2 separate regions of the Homo sapiens genome follow, and region 2 is linked to region 1. Evidence: read pairs that join two places in POLR2A ChIA-PET (ENCODE). Cell type or tissue: OCI-LY7. All regions are shown on one strand. Links, peaks and the distances in the headings refer to the core of each region. The heading gives the core; the rest is flanking DNA.

The links. Peaks named below come from ENCODE experiments on the same cell type or tissue, not always from the same donor. Only the 100,000 strongest peaks of a DNase experiment are listed, where the experiment ranks them.
Region 2: POLR2A ChIA-PET joins it to region 1 with 13 read pairs; 29 of 35 experiments call an interaction of 5 or more read pairs at or near these places.

Annotation. Positions count from the first base shown.
Region 1 is chr7:87,145,845-87,151,220 of GRCh38, reverse strand. No RefSeq gene overlaps it. Among named protein-coding and RNA genes, the nearest start is that of DMTF1, 3.9 kb to the left of the region's middle. In OCI-LY7, for the core only: CTCF peaks have their summits at 2,468 and 2,669 (motif pointing right); a DNase peak (open chromatin) is centred at 2,650.
Region 2 is chr7:87,209,542-87,214,917 of GRCh38, reverse strand. The region is part of intron 1 of TMEM243 (transmembrane protein 243); the gene reads left to right. Among named protein-coding and RNA genes, the nearest start is that of TMEM243, 7.5 kb to the left of the region's middle. RefSeq lists an enhancer at 2,207-2,256. In OCI-LY7, for the core only: no CTCF peak of the experiment used is centred there; a DNase peak (open chromatin) is centred at 2,234; H3K4me3 peaks cover 1,629 bases; H3K27ac peaks cover 2,466 bases.

The sequences.
Region 1 (5,376 bases), core at 305-5,304:
CACTTCACCTCTTTTAGCTTTGTTTACTTTAGGAGTAATAAGATGTACCTTCCAGAATATTGTAGACAGCGTAGTTTGCATGGAATCTGACGTGTATTAAGCATTAAAAATGGTAACTAATAAACCTTAAAGCCAGGAAAGCAATACAACTACTCAAAGAGCAGTTCTAATAAAATAATAATTACATATGCAAAATTGTTGACATTAACATTGATAAGGTGGTTCCTAATGAGCCATATTTTTCATAAGACATAACCATATAGGATTATTTTTGCTAAGGCACAAAATAGTGATATATAAATTATAGTCGGGCTATCCATTCTCCTCTGCTAAATTTTAGGTCAGCCTGCACGCTGCTAACTCCCCGCAAAAAGTCAAGTGCATCCTCATAACTAAATTCTCCCTTTCTGGTTGAGTTTCTTTTATAACTACCTTTTCCCAAGTCAATTGGTATTTATTTGGGGATGACAAATGTATTTTAATATTAGCTTAATGCATAATTTAAAAAAATATAATAACGTCTCTATCCCTTTAGCTTGAATAATCAATGTAAAGACTATCCATAACACAACTTGATTCCTAGAGCAATTTTCTGCAGTTATACTTCTATGTTATCCGTACCTCATTATTTAGTCAATGTGTACCTAGGGAATGGATGAGGTTTTAAATATTATCCAAGGATTTACCTATTTAGGAATTAAATGTTTTGTAGAAAAATCATTAGAAGTATTTCTATCCTAAACAATAATTATTAAAGTATTTATAGCTTAGCTATGGTATTTACTGCATTTGCTAGTTAAAATTGACTTTGTTGGACTCCAGGTGTCTATAACACTTTTGTGAACCTCATCAGTGATTGATGATGAAATTGCCTTTTATGACAGGTTGATATATTAATATAAAGTATTTCAAATACTGAGAAGCAGGTTCTGTTGTTTCATGATCATCTTTTGCTAATTCAGAAAAAAAAAAGATGTTTATAAGCTTTTGTTCAAAGTAAAAGAAAATTACAATTACTGAGTAATTTTCTTTCTACACAGGCTCTGAGTCCTGTTAATATAGCTGATGGGTATACACTGTAGGGCCTTCCAGCTGATGGAGATTGCTGTGCTAATGGAGGAATGAATAAACTGTCCCAGTTATGCCCACACACCAGGCTTTACCAGGTGGTCTCCTGTCTCAGATTCTTCCTGTAGGCTTCCCTCTGGGCCTTATGACACTCCATCTTACAATCCTTTTCCCGCCTTGCATTTTGCCTATGTGTCTCATCTCTGCAATCCTTTTAATACCTCAGCCTGGTGACAACCTCTCTATATCCACTTCACTTTTTTCTTCTTTTGTGGTAAATCTTTGTTGAGACCTATTGATAGAATATTAGCCAGAAAAGTGTTTCCTTATCAAGGGAATGGAGAGCTAAGGCGTCCAATACTCCTAGCCAATAAGGATAAAAATTTTTGTTCTGTCTTTGTAATTTTGGTGTGCAAAACAAAACAGTTCAGATACTTCACTAAAACAGGATAATATCCAGACCCAGACTCAAAGACCTGTTCCTTTATAATCTAGCATGGAAGAGAGAGGGACAATGTATTAGTTAACTAAGCAATAATTGCCATGTTTTGTAAGTTCTGAGAAAGATACAACTTGGGTGCTCTGAAAGTGAACTTTTACATAGAGAGTTCAGAGTAGGCCTTTCTGAGAAGATACTTAAGCAGAAAGGTAAGAATAAAGAAGCATAGTAGGGGGTGCAAGGTGGGAAAGCATTTGTCAAGCTAGTGCATGAAAGCATATTTGCAGAAAGCAACTGGCTTGTAAAATGTTTATAAAATGGTGAAAGCAGAGCACTGCCAGGTGATAGGCTGTCCCTTGCAAATGTTAGCTGAATTTCTCAAAAAACTTTATTGTGGTAAGAACACAACATGACATCTGCCCTCAATAAAATTTTAAGTATATAAAACATTATCATTGACTATGGGTACAATGTTGTACAGCAGATCTCTAGAGCTTATTCATCTTACTTGAAACTTTATGCCCGCTGATTACTAACTCCCCATCCCCTCTCCCCAGCCCCTGGTAAACCACCATTCCACTCTGATTCTAAAAATTCGTCTATTTTAGATACTTAACATAAGTGAAATCATGTAGTATTTGTATTTCTGTGACTGGTTTATTTCACTTAGTATAATGTCCTCAAGGTTCATCCATGTTGTTGCATATTGCAGAATTTTCTTCTTTTTTAAGACTGAATAGTATTCCTATTCCTCTGAGACTAGAGCTCAGTGCATGCCCAGACATAGCAGAAATGGGCCATCTTACCCCTTTGCCATGAGCTTTGATTTGCTAATATATGGCACAATACCTTAACTTAGCAGACATTTAAATGTTTGTTGATATTAAAGATAATTATCTTAAGCCAGAAGACTTGGAAGCTAGCCATTTCTATTCTTTGGCAAGAACAGCTGACTACTGGCGATCACACAGTATTTTTCCAGATAGTGTTGCTACTTGGACAATTCTGGACTAAAACAAACACATGTTACCTATTTTTCAAGTGGAAAGAAGTTATTTTAACACATCACATATTTGGTGTTACTCTAAACCTTATTGCCCAAGTCTTGTGCATCTAGATGCAGTATTTTAAGAATAGAAGCTTGTCATTTTAGCCAGCAGATGTCCCTATTGTTCAGCAGGAGTTTTTTTTTGTTTTTGTTTTTGTTTTTTCTTTCCCAAGTAGTAACTTCAACAGTAGATAGAAATTTTGGGGCCTTCATTGCTAATGATATGCTGTGGCAGACCAAGGACAAGCCTCAACAGTAATAAAGCTAAAGGGATAAGGATTCTGCTTTGAAATCAAAATATGAGAAAGCTCTCTAGAATTAAAAGACTTCTGGATTAATCCCCTTCCCTTCTATTCACTGTACATTTAATTCCTTTGCACAGAATATGCAGTGAAACAGGAAGAAACAAGGAACTACGATAATGTTTATAACTTTCAGGAGTTTGCACATTTGTGATACACTCGGTCATTTCATTCAGCAGCTCTTCCTGAGCACCTCCTTTGGGCTGAGCACTATTTTAGGCACAGGAAATATGATGGAGAACAAGAGAGACAACCCTGCTCTCAAGGAACATATATTCTAATGGAGGAGCTTACATTATAGTAGTATAAGTGCATCTTTGTGCCAAACTTTTTTGGGTAAAGTACTCACTAAATTACTGGCAACTGCCTGTAAAACTTGCTTATAATTAACAATGAGGGAAGAAAACAAAATATGAATCAAATTGATAGCAGTAGGAGGCAGACAAATTCCTTGGTGGATGGGACAGGTCCCAGTGAAACCTGACCTTCAAGCCAAAGACAGCCTGAAGCCTGAAAACCGGGCCGCCAGTTCCAAGTAGAATCCAGTACCCAGAGTGAGAACTTTCTTAATGCCTTTGAATGAATCAAATGGTGCTTTTTCCAGGCCCACTCATGGACCAATCAGCACGCACTTCCTCCCACCCATGGGCCAGTTAACACACACTTCCTCCATTCTGAGCCCATAAAAACCCTGGACTCATCCACGAGTCAACACTACCTGCCTGCAGATAGGAGCTACCCACTTGCGTCTCTTCTCTGCTGAGAGCTGTCTGTCACTCAGTGAAACTCTTCTCTGCCTTGCTCACCCTCCGATTATCCACGTAACCTCATTTTTCCTGGATGCAGGACAAGAACTCATGACCTGCAGAAGAGAGGGCATGAAAAGGGCTATAACACTTTCCTGGCTGGCTCACTGAGCAGTGGGCGATGACATGCTCCCACTTGCTCGACTAGGGGAGTGAAGAGCAGCGAGTCTTTTGGAGGCCCAGACCTTGGGATTCCCTGAGCCAGAGCTGTAACACTATAGCCCTCCCGCCATCTGCTGGTGTTGGGCAGCTGCCCCACGTGATGGGAAGCGGTGGTGGGGCTGAGCCATCCCGGGAGTGGTGGGCTGGAGTGAGGCAGGAGGACTGAGTGGGCTGAAACATGTCCCCGCCCTGGTTCGCTGAGCTGCAGGCAGTGGGAAAGAGAGCTGTAGCATGACCCCCACCCCCCGCCCTTGGGGGGCTCTGCAGTTGCTGGTGACTCCCAAGTTTTCAGGTGCCACCATGTTCCCTTCGTCCAGACGCCGGTGCCCACAGTGGAAGCCGCTTGAAGTATGCCTGGTCCAGCTGCAGCCTCTCGCGTGGAGCAGGTGCCTGTGCTGGTGCCTGGAGCTGCCTGCCTCACTGCAGCATCCAGTGTGCCTATCTGTGTGCAGTGGCCAGACCTCGCGCTCGCTCACTCCCACACCCCTCACCGCTTCACGCCTGGCCTGCCATCCTCAGGCATTGGGATCAAGGCTGGTAGTGCGAGCCGAGGGCAGTCTGCCAGGCCAAGTGGGCAGAATGAGCCCAGCTGGTGCGAGCGAAACATAAGCAGAGGTGCTGCCGGCCACAGAGGTTTCCGGCTGGTGACGTGACTCTCAAAGGATCCTGTGACAAAATCACTTGGTATCATCAGATTAAGCTAAATTACTAGTATTAGAAAAGATGGGTCAATGTGTTTCTTCTTGGAAATTTCTGTTTTCATGTTTCTAGGCAAAGTGTTTTATGCACAAGAGAAACACATACGTCCTCTTGAATCTCCTTTGGCTGGTGTTCTCTGAATCCCTTTAATAGACATACAACGTATGTATATAAACACGGGCAATGTAGAGGTCTTTCTGGACCTGAAATTGTTAAGAGTTAAGATCTGAACCAACAGAAAACACTGCCAAACATGTTATTTCTCCTCTAAAATTACCTGAAATATCAACCCAGTCTTTTAATACCTAGTTTAAGAATTACATTGTAGTAAGTTGTAGTAAATATAACTGTATCAAATTAAATTCCATAGCATAGTACTTTTGTTACAGTGACTGCATCTTAAGTGGGCAGAGGTGAAGTCATATAATATATAATTTTTAATTTAATAAAATTGGGGCTAATAGGATTAGGAAAGGAGAGTTTCTATGGGGTGTTTAGACTTGAGAATAACCTTATTATATATAATCATATTTTGTAATTTCAGCAGTATTATATCTATTTTAGCAAACCTAGGATAAGGAAGATATGTGAATTCAGCAGTCACAGTATCTCTAATATCTTGTTTTCTGTGTTTATTTACATTTCTTAACCAGAAATATACATTTACGTAGAACTTTTGGCCTATGTTAATTCAACCTGGTGTAGCAAGACAAGGCTATCGCAGTCATTTTCTGAAATAAGGTGAAACTCCTTTCTCTATCTCTGTTGGATAAGCTCTGTTTTTGTTGAACAGAAGTCCATTTTCATATGATGCTGGAATCTTTTTTTCTTTTTTCTATTCTTTTGCCGAAC
Region 2 (5,376 bases), core at 264-5,263, 64 kb before region 1:
AATTTTAAAAATATAAAATTGTCTTCCAGGCTATGTGTGTAAGGTGTATATGAAACAAATTTTGTGCTTAGACTTGTGTCCCACCCCAAGATCTCACTATGTATATGTAAATATTCCAAAGCCCGAAAAAATATCTGAAATCAGAAACGCTTCTGGTCCCAAGCATTTTGGATAAGGGATACCCAACCATTTCAGACAGCTTAGTTTTAAAGCAGCTGAAATGTTATGGTGATTCCATAACCAAGTTTGTGAAACATTTTTCTTTGTTGTGGGACTTTGGAAGCTTTAATATGCCAATTTTCATTGTGACTATAGTTGGTGAGGGTGGATGAGTAGCACTTTATAAACTGTTTAGGTGGTGTGGCCTTTTTAGCCCTAGCACAACGCCTTACTCAATTCTTAACTCCAGCTCCCTAGAGCATTCACTAGATACGTTTCTGCAGAATATACTTTGGGAAACATGGTTCAATGAATCGCCTTCCTCTGCTTTTCCCTCCCATCCTGCCCCCTAGGGTAAACTAAAACCTGAAAATGTCCTCCCCTCTTCTGCCCACAACTACCTTTAAAAGTTTTCTTTAGTACAAGCTTTAGTACACAGTTTGGACAGTCTTTCCCACTGTCTTGTGTTAGAAGAGCACTAAATTATTCTCAGGGCTTGCGAGTCAGTCTTGATCTCAACTTATTAGCTGGCTGTGGTATCATCTGAAGTCAGTTTCAGTCCATCTAGACTGGTGAAACTAGGAGGAGAGGGAGAGAATGGTTTTCTCGAGAAAGCAAAGCAGCATCCCATAGCTAGGGCAAATGGGAAAAGAAGGAACACTCTCCACTTGGTGCCATGTAGTGCAAACGAGTTTCTAAATCAGCCCACTCTGTGGGTGGTCACTGATCACAAAATAAGTGACTCATCCTCTAAGAAGGGTGGTGACAGTTCTTGCTCCTTTATTCCTTCTTGGATGTGATATATAAAGTCAATGATTTGGGGAGAAGGTACATACACTGAATTCCTCAGTAGATACCATAGTGAGAGGGAGGCCCTCTGTGGAGGGGGCAAGTGTAGTGGGCTCTGAGGCTCAGATCTTTGGTTCCAAAGACAAAAGTATCTTCCTTTATCCCCATCCCCCCAATAAAAAAAAAAAGAAGAAAACAAAGACGGTGAAAAGCAAGGGCTTTTTATGATTAGTGTTAGTCAAGCAATTCAAACTTGGAGCATTTGGCCTCTGCAAATAATCATGTAAGATTAGAGTTGCTACTTCATGCCATTTTTGTTGTCGCTTATTTAAGAACAAGGATCAGTAGGGATGGTAATAAAATAATTTTTAAAAATGCAAAGAAGAGAAAAAGAATAAAGCTATGATTAAGATAGCTGGGTCTGTGCCAGCAGCCCCTTCCTCTGTCTTAGAGCTACCAATGCTATTCTCTGAGGAGTGCAGGCTTTAGTTTATTTCCTCTAGATAGAGCTTCTAGGTGATCAAGCACAGCTATTTCTCTCAAAGGAGGGTTAGTCACCCAAAGGTGAAACAGTTCTCTCCTCTCCTCTCATTCAGCCTGCCAAAACAACTTTGCCTTTTTTTGTGTGTGCTAGAAAAGTAATTAAGAAAAATAAATGCCATCACTTTTTCTTTAGTACTCTAAGTTTTCTCTCTTCCACCCCTAGATCAGTGGACTGTAATCTCTGGGTGTGGGGCCTAGGCACTGGTATTTCTGGAAGGTCCTCAGGGGATGCTGGTGCATAGGAAGGGTTGAGATGCACTGGCCTTACTCTTGCTGTGTGTAAGCCCAGTCCAGGCTAATACCTCTCCATGGACCCCTTCTTTTAGCTGCCTCTTTGCTCTTCATAAATGTCGTTCTCCTTTCTGCTGTGTCCTCTCTTCTCTAAATATCTGAATTCTGCTCAGTCTGATTCCCTACTTTAGAACCTTCCCTGTAATCCAGTCTCTTCTCACTTTCCTTCTGTGAGCCTGGCTGTCAAAGATGTGCCCTGGCACTTACTCCTTGTGCTGTGAGGGACTTGTGTAGGTCTTGCCTCCTAACTATAGAATAAGCTCTTCTTTAATGGTAGGTGCCAGTTTCCTCATTTTTGTAGCCTTTTTAGCCCTAGGGACAATGACTTACCAAGTTCTTGATTTCATGTATATTAAGTTTTAAGCAAAGTGAGAATTTAGCGTTATCAAAAAGTAACCTACATTCTTGGGACATTCTGAGCTCACAGTAGAAGGCAGGGACTGTTTAGAAACCTGGATATGCTAGATATCAAAACAGGAAATGGTGCTTCAAGCTCTCATGCAATTAAAATCATTTTTCTCTTTTTCTTTCTGCTAAGTTGTATGTAGCAGAGGCCAGTAGTAAATAAAATATTGTATTAAAAAAAACTTAAACTGAGGTCTGGTCTCTCAGAAGCTGATGGTCTACTGAGTTTTCTCTGGATGTGATTTTTGCTGGTCTTTGGTAATATCCTTTGCTTACTGAATTGAGTCACTTTTTTCTTATAGTTGGCTCATAGGCTATGTATGGGTATAGTGACCATATTTTCTGAGTTGCTGAAGGGACATATGGGTGGATAAACCTCAGTGTCCCTGTGAGAATGGTGGAATGCATTTGAAATTGGAGCTGCCATAGAAATTGGGGCCAGGGTGTGAAGCCAGCTCAGCTCTCTCAGCTCTGAGGAGCCTGATCTCTCATTGGTAAGATTCCCCCTTAGACATGGTATAAATAGTGCAAATACCATATTAGCTGCCATTTACTGACCCTCTACTGAATGTCAGATACTCTCTTGTAGGGGCTTTCTATGTATTCTCTTCTAATCCTTATTACGACTTCACATGGTAGACATTGTACAAATATGAAAACTAAGGCTTAAAAGTTGTAACTTTTAAAATACAGGTCCACATGTAGCAGTGGAGGTCATGTGTTTGGGAGAGAATCGAGTGTAAAAGTTGTAAAGGGTGGGTGTGCCCAAATTCTCATAAATGCTTTCTCTTGCACATCCCGTGCTCTCGGCACTGTTCAAAGTCTGGTGTTGCTTTGGGAAGTCTCAGAGCAGTAGTACCTATGGGTCATAATTCGCGGCGTCCTAGAGTTAGCCAGTGAGACAGAATGTCTCCTTGCTTTCCACCTGTGTGGCTGCTATACCTCCGGTTGTCTCTAGTGACAGTGCAAGGGGAAGCTCCTGTACAGTCAGAGCCATGCTGCTCTGAGGGACCCATATTAAATCCCTGGACACAGGGCCTGAGGTTTCTTTATTCAGCTGGGCTCAAAATAAACCTTCTCCCACATTTTGCATCCTCTCGTTATGCTTTTTCCTGGCCCCTTAGGCTTCTGACTGGGCCACTTACACAGCTTTCATGGTGAGAAGTTGTGATTTGGAAGAAGAGAAGCAAAGTCATTTCTGAGAATCAAACTTTTATTTATGGTATTGGGACCCTTAAGTTTGCTTGAGAAATGCAGAACTTTGGAGGCAAAATTGTAGGATGTGGCTCAAGGGTCTGAATCACTCAGTCCAGGTAAACAATGGTAGGAAGTAGCACCCTTTGGGCATTTAATACCTGCTCAATGTGTTGCCTTGCTCTTTCCCCATCCCAGGAGAAGACAATCACTGTCTTCAGTGGCCTGAGGAACTCGTGGGTAGGGAGGGTAAGGGATGAGTATAAAATGGGATTGAGCCTTTTATAAAAGGAAGAACAAAGTGCCTGGAGGTATTGTTCCTAGACCAAACTGAGGGTCAGGCTGCTATTTCTGGTGGCCCAATAATGAGATGCAGTTGAGGAGCTGAATGTTAATAGGTAAGACAATGGGGAAAATGTCCCCAGGGAATTTCAGAGAGCTTCACAGCAGCCCCCACACTACAGGCCCTGAGGCCTGTCAAGGAAAAATGGTTTTGTGGATCAGGTCCTGGACTCCAGTGCCCTGTGTCACAGCTGCTCCAGCTCCAGCTGTGGCTAAAAGGGGCCAAGATATAGCTTGAGCTGTTGCTTAAGAGGGTCCAAGCCCCAAACCTTGGTGGCTTCCACGTGCTGTTGGGTCTGTGGGTGCACAGAAGGCAAGAGTTTGGGAGCCTCCGCCTAGATTTCAGAGGATGTATGGAAATGCTTGGATGTCCAGAAGTCTGCTGCAAGGGGGAGCCGTTATGGATTGCATTGTATGCCTGGAAAAGCCACAGACACTCAGCGCCAGCCTGTGAAAGCAGCTGTGGGGGCTGTACCCTGCAGAACCACAGGGCCATGTGGAGTTGCTCAAGGCCTTAGGAGCCCACTCCTTGCATTAGTGTGGCCTAGATGTGAAACATAGAGCCAAAGGAGGTTATTTTGGAGCTTTAAGACTTAATGACTGCCCTGCTGGGTTTTAGACTTGCATGGGGCCTGTAGCCCCTTCATTTTGGCTGATTTCTCCCTTTTGGAATGGGTCTGTTTACCCAATGCCTGTAACCCCCATTGTATCTTGGAAGTAACTAACTTGTTTTTGATTTTACAGGCTCATAGGTGGAAGGGACTTGCCTTGTCTCAGATGAGACTTTGGACTTGGACTTTTGAGTTAATGCTGGAATGAGTTAAGACTTCGGGGGGACTGTTGGGAAGGCATGATTGGTTTTGAAATGTGAGAAGGACATGAGGTTTCGGAGGGCCCAGGGGCTGAATGACATGGTTTGGCTGTGTCCTTACCCAAATCTCATGTCAAATTGTAATCTCCACATGTTGAGGGGCAGGGAGGGACGTGATCAGGTCATGGGGGCAGTTTCTAATGGTTTAGCACCATCCCCCAGTGCTGTCTCATGAACGAGTTCTCATGACATCAGATGGTTTAAATGCATGTGGCAGTTCCCCGCTCCCACACGCTTCCCCGCTCCCGCCCTCCCCATCTGTCCCCCCTTCCCCTCCTCTGTCTCTCTGTCACCTCCTCCCCCTCCTCTCTCTCTGTCCCCCCTCCCTCTCCTCTGTCTCTCTCTCTGTCCCCCCTCCCCCTCCTCTGTCTCTCTGTCCCCCTCCTGTTTCTCTCTCACTGTCCTCTCTCTCTGTCTCTCACTCTCTCACTGTCTCTCACGCTCTCACTGTCTCTTGCTCTCTCTCTCTCTCGCTCTCACTGTCTCTCTCTCACTGTCTCTCGCTCTCTCACTGTCTCTCGCTCTGTCTCGCTCTCACTGTCTCGCTCTGTCTCGCTCTCACTGTCTCGCTCTGTGTCTCGCTCTCACTGTGTCTCGCTCTCACTGTGTCTCGCTCTCACTGTGTCTCGCTCTCTCGCTGTGTCTCGCTCTCGCTCTCTCTCGCTCTGTCTCTCACTGTCTCTCTCGCTCTCTATCTCAGTCTCTCTCTCTGTCTCTCTCTCTCTCACTGTCTCACTGTCTCTCTCACTGTCTCTCTCTCATTGTCTCTCTCATTGTCTCTC